Linked DNA regions of Homo sapiens: all the other regions are linked to region 1. A link is a contact called in ENCODE Hi-C or POLR2A ChIA-PET data. All regions are on one chromosome and are shown on one strand. The core of a region is the stretch at or near the end of the contact, and the rest is flanking DNA. Distances in the headings are between cores, read along the strand shown.

Evidence for each region. Hi-C counts contacts between places; a loop is a spot of excess contacts on that map. ChIA-PET counts read pairs that join two places held with the same protein, here RNA polymerase II (POLR2A). Pooled maps may share reads with other maps.
Region 2: a loop to region 1 is called in a pooled map, with 2.4 times the contacts of the local background. The contact joins the promoter of PGGHG here to the promoter of CRACR2B in region 1. A Hi-C loop is called at or near these places in 1 of 50 pooled maps. POLR2A ChIA-PET finds 5 or more read pairs at or near these places in 3 of 52 experiments (CD4-positive, alpha-beta T cell, H1 and activated CD8-positive, alpha-beta T cell).
Region 3: a loop to region 1 is called in a pooled map, with 4 times the contacts of the local background. The contact joins the enhancer-like site here to the promoter of CRACR2B in region 1. A Hi-C loop is called at or near these places in 2 of 50 pooled maps. POLR2A ChIA-PET finds 5 or more read pairs at or near these places in 2 of 52 experiments (CD4-positive, alpha-beta T cell and CD4-positive, alpha-beta memory T cell).
Region 4: a pooled map shows a loop between it and region 1 (3-fold over the local background). The contact joins the promoter of IFITM1 here to the promoter of CRACR2B in region 1. A Hi-C loop is called at or near these places in 4 of 50 pooled maps. POLR2A ChIA-PET finds 5 or more read pairs at or near these places in 3 of 52 experiments (H1, OCI-LY7 and activated B cell).

What each region holds. Positions count from the first base shown.
Region 1 is chr11:826,118-829,168 of GRCh38, reverse strand. CRACR2B (calcium release activated channel regulator 2B) reads right to left here and starts at 1,250. Exons shown (of 9, transcript NM_001286606.2): 1 at 397-1,250; 2 at 206-317. The coding sequence starts at 561. RefSeq lists enhancers at 1-210, 211-748, 1,289-1,827 and silencers at 1,198-1,287, 1,528-2,147.
Region 2 is chr11:287,876-290,375 of GRCh38, reverse strand. It overlaps PGGHG (protein-glucosylgalactosylhydroxylysine glucosidase), which reads right to left and starts at 1,250. Exons shown (of 14, transcript NM_025092.5): 1 at 1,137-1,250; 2 at 301-572. The coding sequence starts at 559. RefSeq lists silencers at 1,061-1,120, 1,131-1,660 and enhancers at 1,544-2,073, 2,074-2,500.
Region 3 is chr11:267,065-270,250 of GRCh38, reverse strand. No RefSeq gene overlaps it. Among named protein-coding and RNA genes, the nearest start is that of NLRP6, 9.7 kb to the left of the region's middle. RefSeq lists an enhancer at 702-771. Within about 2 kb of position 1,335, at least 26 of the 41 ENCODE cell types and tissues checked have a DNase peak (open chromatin) inside an H3K27ac peak, as active enhancers do; they include CD4-positive, alpha-beta T cell, where a contact is called at or near this core.
Region 4 is chr11:312,790-315,289 of GRCh38, reverse strand. It overlaps IFITM1 (interferon induced transmembrane protein 1), which reads right to left and starts at 1,250. Exons shown (of 2, transcript NM_003641.5): 1 at 934-1,250; 2 at 18-368. The coding sequence starts at 1,119. The coding sequence ends at 177. RefSeq lists enhancers at 257-416, 947-1,286, 754-1,309, 1,310-1,865.

The DNA of each region.
Region 1 (3,051 bases), core at 1-2,500:
GAGAGGAGCTGGGGGCCAGGAAGGTCAGCTCCACACACTCCACCGCAGCTAGGAGCCCCCAGGCGCGAGTGCGTGCAGACAAAGCACGGGCCCTGGAGGGAGGAGGACGAGAGGCACCGGCAGCCCTCAGGGCGCCACAAGTGCCAGGCCTCCTGATCAGGCCTCCAGCTCTGGGCAGTGGGGGATAGGCAGGCCACAGGCTCACCCAGGCCCAGGCAGAACTCCCTGGCGGTGAGGAAGCCAGTGTGAGCCCGGTCCAGACTTTCAAACACAGCCTCCAGCTGCTCTGGCGTGAGGGGCAGGTCGCTCTGGAGACCCTGGTCGGGGAAGGAGAGCAGAGATGAGCCGCTGCGGTCAACCCAGGGCCGAAGCAGTCTCTTGGGGTGGGGGACTCACCTGCAGGTCGTGCTTGGTGATGAAGCCCTTAGCCTCCTTGTCACACAGCAGAAACAGCTCCTCAGCCTGCTCCAGTATTGCAGCCCGCGGCCCTGCAGAGCCCCCCTCGAGTTCCCCCTCCTCCTCCTGGGCCTCATCAGCCCCAGGCTTTCCAGGGCTGGCCATGAGAGCAGGGGGCCTCAGCCTGGCCTTCAGGTGCTGTGAAGCCAAGGGAGGGTCAGAAGAAATTCAGGAGGGGAGCGGATGGGGTGCAAGTGTGTCTGAAGGCTCAGCCGAGGGCCCTCCCTGCAGCAGGTGGGAAGGTGGGCGGAAGGCAAGGTGGGACCAGGGGGCTGGGGGTGGAAAATGCTGCAGGCTTGGGGTGTCACTGGGGTGGTTGATGTAGGCTCAGGGCCTGTGGGTACTGCCCCAGTGGGTCTGGCATCTCAGGAGGCTGGAACCCAGGAGGGGCTGCCAACTTCAGGAGAGGAGGAGCTGGAGGTGATGGCAATCTCAGGGGCCAGTGGAGAAGACCTGGTGATAAGGAAGGTGGGGTCCTGAAAGCTGAGAGGAGCAGGCTTGGGGTCAGTGAGGGAGGAGCCCCTCACACTCTGCAACTGGAGATCTGATCCCAAGTGAGGGCTCAGCCAGTCCTGACCAAGTCCTTAGCCCCTGGCCTGGGCCTGTGTGGCCCAGCCTCATGACAGCTGGCAGGCAGGGCAGACTTCTCCCTCCTGCCCACCGGCCCCTCCCTCCCCACAACTGAGCCCACAGAGTGCAGGGGCAAGGTCCCAGCCTGCAGAGCCCTTCGCCTCTGACGCCCCACTCAGGAACACTTCCAGATTCGAGACCTAACACCCTTGCCCCACAACACTGAGGCCCTTCCCCGTTTCAGAACTCCCTGGGGCCTCCCTTCCCACCTCCTTGCAGGGACGCCCCGCCCCCTAACCAGAGCCACCTGTCCTTCACACAATGTCCTGATCCCGGATTTCCCAAAGCTGCTCCCCACCAACACCCGCCTTCCCCCACCGGGGAGCTGGGATCCTCTCCCCTCACTCTCCACCCAGCGTCCTTCCATGTTCCTTAGCCCGGGCGACCTCCAAAGAGGGCAAGTCTGGGCGGGTGAGAGAAGGGGACACGAGAGGCCAGGGCCATTGCCTCCAGGCCACGTTGTTGTCTCGCCCGCCCTCCGGCTTGCCGGCTAGACCTGAGGTCCACCCCAGCCGGAAGCCGCGCGGCAGCAGGGCCCCAGGGAGGTGGGAGGATGGGCTGGTGGGGTGGGGCGGCCAGCCTCCTGTGCTCCCCGAAACTCTGGGGGACAACCCCGCCCTTACCCCTGCCGCCTTGCGCCCCGAGGGGGTAACCGGAGTTCCCGACCGAGACGCTCAGGTTTGGCGCGGGCCACGGCGGCCCGGAGGGGGTGCCGGGCGGGCGGCAGTGGAGGGGCCTCAGCGGCGGGACCAGCGGTCGCCTACCCGCGAGTTGCGCCGCCGCACCTGCCGCGCGCCCGGGCCGCTCCTCCCGGAAACACTGGGCGCGCCCCGCCCCAGCTGGGACCCGGACGGGACGTAGAGGGCACTGGGCCCCGAGCGACCCCTGCCGCTTCGCAGGCACCGAGACCCCCGCTTGGGCCGGCCCCGGGAGGAGCCACTCTGCGCCGCTGTCGCCTGTCCCCGCCTCTCTGCGCTGCCCCGGCGGCCCGATCCCTGGAGGCTCGAGCGAGCAGTGAAGCAACGATATGCCCCAGAGACCCAGGGACCCCCCGGAGCAGGGACAAGGCTGCGGGGGGCGGGCGCAGACACCAGCGCCTGGGAGGGGCCCCTCCTGTCCGGGGGGAGCCCGACTTAAGGCGCCAAAAAGTGTGTGTAGGAAAAAGCCGGGCAGGAAACAGACCAAATACTTTCAGCGGTTATCTCTAGGGGTGGGGAGCCTTTACTTTCTTCTCTATACTTTCCCGGTTTTTAAACAATAAACATGTAGGCCGGGCGCCTGTAATCCCAGCACTTTGGGGGGCTGAGACAGGGGCAGATCACCTGAGGTCAGGAGTTCGAGACCAGCCTGCCCAACATGGCGAAACCCCGTCTCTACTAAAAATACAAAAAATTAGCCAGGTGTGGTGGTGGGCGCCTGTAATCCCAGCACTTTGGGAGGCTGAGCCAGGAGAATCACTTGAACTCGGGAGGCAGAGTTTGCAGTGAGCCGAGATTGTGCCATTGCACTGGGCAACAAGAACGAAACTCCATCTCAAAACAAAACAATGAACGTGTAATGCTAGAAAATGTTTAACTTAGCAGTATTCAGTGTATATGTATGGGTGAACGAGCTGGGGACTCAGGCAGGTCCCACCTCAGTAGCCCCTCCTGGCTCTCCTTCTGGGGCCCAGCCCTGACTGGGGCTCCCCTTGGGGGAGGATTGGAAGGAGGAGCTGCTTGAGGCCCGAGTGAAACCCTCCTGTGGGGGGAGAAAATTCCACCCCAGACCGAGGAGCCCTCCCCAGCCCCAGCCCCAGCCTGGCCCCTGCACCCACCTGAAGGGCTGGAATCACTGTCCCGCCCGGCAACCCTGGGGGGTACAAGGCCTCTGCTTTTCAAGGAAGGGGCCTGGGATCCAGCGTGCGACCCAGCTGAACCACAAAAGGCTGGGCTTATAGGACAGGACCTTGAGACCAAGGGGGGT
Region 2 (2,500 bases), core at 1-2,500, 540 kb after region 1:
GCGAAGGCAGGTGGGTTGCCAAGCTATGGCCTCTCTGGGGCAGGAGTGGACCACCCGACCGCTGCCTCTCCCCACAATGAGGCGGATCCCTCTGGGCCCTCGGCTGCTCGTTCCCGCTACAGCTGCACAGGAGGCCTCCAGGTGGAGGGAAGGGGGGACCCTGCGGGCCTCTGGGGCCTCCTGTCTTAGTGAGACTTCCTGTGTAAACTCAGGAGGTGCTGGTGGGATTCGATGCTGTGGTTGCCCCACCGACCTGGAACAATGCCTGGGGCAGGGGTGAGGCAGGCCAGGTGGCGCTACCTGTGTTGGTGTCCAGGGCGAAGGTCTCGGTCAGCTGCTCCCCCATCCCTGCAGGGGCCTCCAGCCGGACGTTGAGGGGGCTGGGCAGCATGGCCCGGTGCGTGTCCCCGCCAGCCCCATTGTACACGCCGCTCACGTGCAGCGTGTCGTGAAACACTCGTGTGCCCAGGTATGCGTTGGTCACAGTGGCCAAGAGACGGGGGTCACTGGGCAGAGAGTGGGCAGCAAACGTGGTGGGGTCCTCGCCGGCGTCCTCCATGGAGCTGCTGGGCCTGAGCGGCCTGATGGGGTGTCAGGGGCCGCGGGACTGGCTGGGCCTCCCTCTTGAGACCGTCTGTAATCCCCTGAAGCCTCCCTCAGAACTGGGGGGAGTTGCGGAACCAGCTGGGCAGCCCCGATTTTCCTGAGGCCCCTCCTAGACGGGGCCTCGCAGGAAAGGAGCTCGACTCTCAGAGGGGCTCAGACCCCAAAGGTTGATCTCCAGGAACCCAGCTGAGCCCCTGAGTGTGTCTCTCCCTCCTGCTACCTTAGAATTCCAGTCCTAACCCTGCTTTCCAAACGCACCCCCCACAACCCCGGTCTTGCCCCCACCCTCTGTGGTCGGGACCTGCGTCTGTTGGTGGCACGTGGGGGCGGGCGTGTGTGGAGGGTGGGGGGAGCGCTGGGCGGGATGGGGGAGGGAGTCCGGGGCTGCCGGGGCGCCGGGCGGGTGGGGGTCTCGGGGGTGTAGGCGGCTGGGGCAGGCGCGGGTGGGGGAGGGAGGATGGGGCGACCGGGGGCTGGGGGGACGGGCCGGGGCGGCCGGGAGCTGCGGGGCGGGGGCCTCTGGGACTCACCGCAGCCCCACCCGGTCGCCGGGCGCCAGCGTGGGAACCTGTGTCCCTCTGCTCCACGCCAGGGCCGGGAGGAAGGAGGAGCCGCCCGGCTGCCGCGCCACCAGGAAGGTCCGCGGTCCCCGCCCCGAGGGCCCGGGCGGTCGCTGGGAGGCGGGGGCGGTCCCTGGGCGGCGGGGGCGGTCGCTGGGCCGGGCCCGGGGGCGGGACGTGGACTCGCGGCCGCGGCCCCGGCTCCCCTCGGTCCCCGCTGGCAGCGGCCGCGTGGGTCGCGTCCGGGGGCCTGGCGTTCCCTGCACGAAGCGCCCTGAGTGAGCAAAGCTCGAGCCTGGACCCCGAGCTGCGTCCCGGGGCGGCTGTGGGTGGGGCCCGCGGGCCGGGGGTTCCCTCCCGCGCCTCCTCCCTCCGCCCGCGCCCCCGGCCGCCTCCACCTGGGTCCTCGCCTCGCTGTCGCCCGAGGGCTCGGGGGCGCTCCGAGGCCAGCGAGACTCCAGCCCCAGCCGGCGCCCGGGTTCTCGACACCGTCCGGAGAAAGAACTCGGGGTCGGGTCAGAAGGAAGCGAGAGGCTGGAAGCGAAGCGAAGGCACAGACCCGCCGCGCTCGGCGGAGCTTGGGTTTCCTCCCTGGGGGGCGGAATGATCTTTAGGGATTCTGGAAACGAAGGGGACTTCAGGGAACCCCGGCCCCCGCCGCGCCTGCCCCTTCTCCCTTATTGGGCGTTTTGCCGGGAAGGCTCATGGACGTCTCACTCGCACGGGTGTTTGGCCGTTTTCTCGCTCTCGTTTTGGGTTTTCTGTTAAACTGCGGTCCCTTTGCCTCGGTCCTGGTGCAGCTGCTGCTTGGGTTTTCCATCCTCCTGAGACCACCGGTGCAATTCCCAATTCCCATCTCAACGCCACCGCCCACCCGGACGCCGCTGGGCTCAGCCCTGGGCCCGCTCGTCCCGGTATCTCACGCTCCCTGACCCGGCCTCAATGTCCTGACCACTCGGTGCAGCCGGAGACGCCGGGGTCCAGCACGTGCTCGGAAGCCTGCTGCTCCCACAGGGTCCCCAGCACAGGTGAGGACGACTCCGCCCGTCCCGCTGCCCAGGCCGTGAGCCCCGGTTTCTCTCTGTCACCCACACAGCATCCAACCTATGGACAGGTCCTGTGGCTCCACCTCCAACACGCCGTGGGCCCACACCTCCTCCTGGAGTGGCTCAGTCGCTCCCAACTTACGCCTTTGTTGAGAACAGAACCCCCACAACATTTAAGGCAGGCCCTGCACTCTGCCCAGAAGGCAGCCATGGCGCCCAACTCACGGAGGACGATCCAAAAGCGCTCCTCACGCAAGCTCCACCCGGCGCAAACCCCCTCCTGCAACT
Region 3 (3,186 bases), core at 86-2,585, 560 kb after region 1:
CTGTGTTCAAGCGATGCTCCTGCCTCAGCCTACCTAGTAGCTGAGATTACAGGCGCCTGCCACCATGCCCGGCTAATTTTTGTATTTTTAGTAGAGATGGGGTTTCACCATGTTGGCCAGGCTGGTCTCAAACTCCTGACCTCAAGTGATCCACCTGCCTCGGCCTCCCAAAGTGCTGCGATTACAGGCGTGAGCCACCGTGCCCGGCCGACCTTGGATTCTTAGATATAACACCAAAAGCATGGGCAATGACAACAACAACAAAAAGATAAATTGTACTTCATCAAAATTAAAATCTTTTGTGCATCAAAGGACACTATCAAGGGGCTGAAGAGATCACCACAGAATGGGAGAAAATGTTTGCGAATCATATATCTGGTAAGGATTCATATACGTAATATAAAAAGGACTCCTTCAAATCAACAACCAAAACCCAAACAGCACAATTTCAAAATGAGCAAAGGACTTGAATAGACATTTCTCAAAAAAAAAAAAAGATGCGAATGACTGACAAGCACGTGAAAAGTTGCCCAACCTCGTTAGTCATTACAAAAATGCAAATGAAAAGAACAGTGAGATACCTTCTTACCTCCACTAGGATGGCAATTATTATGCAACTAAACAAAACAAACATGAAGAAAACAAGTGATGGGAAGCCTCCCATGTTGCTGGTGGGACGGTAAAATGATGCAACTGTTGAAAACAGTTTGTTTTTTCTTAAAAGACGCGGAAGAATTGAAAACAGGAACTGAAACCACACTCGTGTTCACTTTGCTAGTAGCGTTATTCATAACAGTCAAAATGTGGAAGCAACCAAGTGTTCCTAAACAGGTGAACAGACAAACAAAACTCAGTCTATCCGTACAGAGAAATGCGATTCAGGAATGAGAGCCCGACGCATGGGTGAACCTTGGGCACATCACGCTGAGTGACATGAACCTGACACAGAAGGACACGTACTGTATGAATCCACTTCTATGAAATAATTAGAACAGGCAAATCCGTAGAGACTGAAAGTAGATGAGACACGTGACCAGAGGCTGGGGGGACGGAGGAATGCAGAGTTGCTGTTTAATGGGGACGGAGTTTCTGTCTGACGGATAGAAAGGATTTTGGAAATAGTGGTGATGGTTACACAATATTGTGCATGTAACTAACATCATTGAACTGCACACTTAAAAATGATTAAAACAAAAAGAGTTCTGTTACGTCTGATCCTTTGCCACGATTTTTAAATAGCGCCTGCCCCGTGGTCAGTGCCTCCTGTGTTGGCCGCAATGCTGTGCTCCTCACAGCTGGCGCTGACCGCTATTTCCTGCTCTAGGGCGGTAGGCGGCATCTGAGAGCATGAACAAAATGCCCTACCCAGAAGGAGCTACGTCTTTGTTGGGAGACAGAAAATAAACAGGATACATAAATAAACAACACATGGATTAAACAGTGCCAAGGGCGGGGCGCGGTGGCTCATATCTGTGATCCCAGCACTTTGGGAGGCAGAGGCGGGCGGATCACTTGAGGTCAGGAGTTCGAGATCAGCCTGGCCAACATGGTGAAACCCCGTCTCTACTAAAAATACAAAAATTAGCCAGGCGTGGTGGCGGGCATCTGTAATCCCAGCTACTCGTGAGGCTGAGGCAAGAAAATAGTTTGAACCCAGGAGGCAGAGATTGCAGTGAGCAGAGATCACGCCACTGCACTCCAGCCTGTGTGACAGAGCGAGACTGCGTCTCAAAAAACAAAAACAAAAAACAAACAAAAACAGTGCCAAGGACAGAGCAGAGCGGAGAGAGGAGAATAAACGAGGGGGCAGGTCCGCGGTGGGGACGCAGTCAGGTGCAGGGCAGGGCCGTGGTCTGGCAGGAGCTGGCCCACTCAGGACACAGGAGGCCTGGGTGGCTGGGAGAGCCAGGGGGGCCGAGGAGCGGGCAAGGCTCCCTGGGCTGCTGTGGGGCTGGGGAGGGTGTGAGGGAGGGAGACGTCCGGCTCTCCTGAGGGGAAGGGAATCAGAGAGGGGCCACGCTCTGCACATGCGTAAAAAGGGTGGATCCCATGTGGCGTGTGAGATGAGAAGGGCTGAGGCAAGAGGAGGGATGGAAGTGGGGAACTAGAGCGAGGAACAGGGTTTGCAGGTAACGCCCAAGGCCCAGGTATCCTAGTTTGAGAAGCCTATTTACCAGGGAGCTGGGATGGCCGGGACCAACCCGGGCAGCAGCCGTGCAGCCCCTCCTAGTCACCACCCCCAGCCCAAGGAGGGACAGGTGAGGACTTCAAAGGGCCAAGCCCTCCAGCGTCCTCATCAGAAGCTCAGGTGAGGGCACACAACGTGAATTTACCGTTGCACAGTGCAAGCTCCAGCAAGTGAGGCTCAGCAGTGCCCTTGCAGAAGGAAGTGTTTTCCCCCAGCCTTGTCCCCGCTGCGGTGATTCCCCTCAGGGCAAAAAATCACTCCCCGGAGGCTCCCGCAGTCCCCCAGAACCATTCACTGCCCCATCTCTTCCGGGTCCACCCCACGAAGCTTGATCCACTCTCTTCACCCTCCCGGCTCCCAAAACTGTCCAGGGACCCGTGGAATTTCAGGGTCTAACAGCAGCAAAGCACCTTTTGCTCTCAAACTTCTCTGAAGTTCATTCCGCCCTCGGGCTGGCACGATGTCCTGTCCAGCTCCTCCCGCCTCCTCCTCGCCCCTCCCCCTCCTCCCCTCCTCGCTCCTCCCCCCTCCTTGCTCCTCCCCCCTCCTCGTTGCTCCTCCCCTCTCCCTCCCCCTCCCCTCCCTCCTCGCCCCTCCCCCTCCTCCTCGCCCCCCCTCCTCCTCGCTCCTCCCCCCTCCTCGCTCCTCCCCCCTCCTCGCTCCTCCCCCCTCCTCGCTCCTCCCCCCTCCTCGCTCCTCCCCCTCCTCCTCGCTCCTCCCCCTCGCTCCTCCCCCTCCTCTTCGCTCCTCCCCCCTCCTCCTCACTTCTCCCCACTCCTCCTCGCTCCTTGCCCTTCCTCCTTGCTCCTCACTCCTCCTCCTTGCTCCTCACCCCTCCATGTGGGCTGGAGATTTGTCTGTTTTGCTCACTGACACTTCCCAAGCACCTAGAACAGGGCCTGGCACCCAGTGGGAGCAGCTGATGTTTCCCGAACAAGTGAGCCCAGTAACTTTCAAACAGGCAATGGAAGCGCCAGAGGGCTTCCCCCACTGGCATT
Region 4 (2,500 bases), core at 1-2,500, 510 kb after region 1:
ATGAAGTCACAGCATCATCACAAGCACGTGCACTTTATTGAATGACACTGTAGACAGGTGTGTGGGTATAAACTGCTGTATCTAGGGGCAGGACCAAGGGGGCAGGGGCAACAGCCCCAGCGTGCAGGGCCAGCATTGCACAGTGGAGTGCAAAGGTTGCAGGCTATGGGCGGCTACTAGTAACCCCGTTTTTCCTGTATTATCTGTAACATAATATGGTAGACTGTCACAGAGCCGAATACCAGTAACAGGATGAATCCAATGGTCATGAGGATGCCCAGAATCAGGGCCCAGATGTTCAGGCACTTGGCGGTGGAGGCATAGGCCTGGGCCCCGGTCACGTCGCCAACCATCTTCCTGTCCCTAGACTGGGGGAGAGGAGATGGTGAGGGGACCAGGATCCCCCAGCTGAGAGCCGCGTGCTATGGCTCCGTCTCCTCCCCGCCCTGAGATCAGGGACCACCTCCTCCCCTTCCTCACCCGGGCTCAGACTCTCCAGGAGCCTCGGGGCTCATCCTCCTTCTGCCTTGGCCCCAGCACAGGCTGTTCTCCCCACCATGGGGTGAAGTCACCTGTGAGTTCCCTTCTCACTTTCTGGGAGAGCCTGGGTGCCAGTCTGGAAGGTGAGGGTGTAATTTCTTACTGGGCTATAGGGAGAATTGCTCTGGGCTAATGGATAGCCAGGGACAGACTCTGAGCCAGCCAGCCAGCCTCCTGGAGCCTCCTCCTAGACCTGCACTGGGCAGATTCCCCAAAGCCACACACACACACAGATCACACAGACAAAGCTACTGACGTGAGCACACACGGGGCAGAGGTGCACACAAACTCACAGTCACAGGGACACACAAGTCCCCACCCCAGGCAGCATGTGGGCAGGTGGAGCCCCAGGCTCACCGGCACCCCCTGGATTTCCGCCAGGGCCATACGCACCTTCACGGAGTAGGCGAATGCTATGAAGCCCAGACAGCACCAGTTCAAGAAGAGGGTGTTGAACAGGGACCAGACGACATGGTCGGGCACGGAGGTCTCGCTGTGGATGTTGATCACGGTGGACCTTGGAAGGATGGTGCTGGGGGGTGGCCCCAGCACAGCCACCTCATGTTCCTCCTTGTGCATCTTCTGGCTTTGGGGAAGGAAGTGTTGAGTGAAGGTTTGAGAAGTGTGGTTTTCTGCGTGGAGCGAAGGGCCGCTGTGGTGTCCGGATGCTGGGACGGTGCTCAGTGAGACCTCCTTTCCCCTGTCGTTTCAGTTTCTCAGAAGTGTGTATTTCTCTTAAGTTTCTATTTCCTGCTGTTTGTAAATTGGTGAATTAGCCAGGGACCAATGAGGTGTGGTTTAACTTCTTGAGGATCAAATTACTTTATGGCAGGGTGGGAGGAAAGGCTGAAGGCTAAGGAGAGAGGCTTCCTCATCAGAAACTCAAGTCAGGACTAGTGACTTCCTAAGTGTTGGGTTTAGGGGGCCCTGGGGATTTTACCCAGGCTTGGGTTCTGTCCACCCCAGGCCAGCAAGTACAGGACCTCACTGTCCCGGTTCAGGGCCCCTGCCAGGCCCCCACACTCCAGGCGCCAGGACAATCCCCCAAAAGCCCTCACCTCACTTGTCGCAGGCCTCTCTCCTGAAATCCTTGCTCTTTCCTCAGGCTGCAGTCCTGCTCTGTGCGGGTTTGGGGACTAAACCTCCCAGTGTCTCCTGGTGCAGGTCAGAGGCCTGGTGGCCAAAGTTTCCTGCCCCAAAGCAGCCCTCCAGGCCCAGGAACGGGGACTCTGGGGAGAACTGACTCCCCAGAGGGTAGTGTGTTGAGACACGGGGAGGATTCCAGGGCCTGTAGGGGCAGCTTCAGAGCACAGGGCACACATGTGCCACCCCCTACCTTCCGGGTCCCAGCAATTCCCATGGCTTTGGTTGGGGTGAGTGCTGGATGACCTAGGCGTTGGGTCCTAGCCATGCAGGAGAGACCTGGAGGGTTGGCAAAGCCAAGTCTGGGGCTGTCAGGCCTGGGTGCCCCTTCACAGGGACGGGGAATTGTAGACTGAGTAGCAGAAGGGAGCCCTCAGGCACAAGGATCATGAATTACAAATTGCAAATTACATAAAGGAAAAATCAGAGCCCAAAGGTGGGCCTGCAATTATTAATGTAATGTTCTTAAGTTCTCTTTCTGCTTTCGTTTCTGCCTGCTTTAAGTCTGCTGTTACTTTTCTACAGAGATAAAATCCACTGTTTGCATCCAACCATTTCTTTTTATTGTTTGTGTAAACCAATGAATTTGTATTACTATCTCATGGCTGGAGTTCTGAAGTAAAACCATACTTTTGCTTGAGTGTGTATGTGTGTATATGTGCACATACACATATTTCGTTATGTGTTTTTGGCCACAAGTTACCAAATTTAGCTTAAACTTAAAGAGTACTCATAAATTAAATAATAAGCCTAAATGCTTTTCACGTTCATGTGACTTAAGTAGAATCTTTAATAAGCTAGCTTTAAAATTACTGGT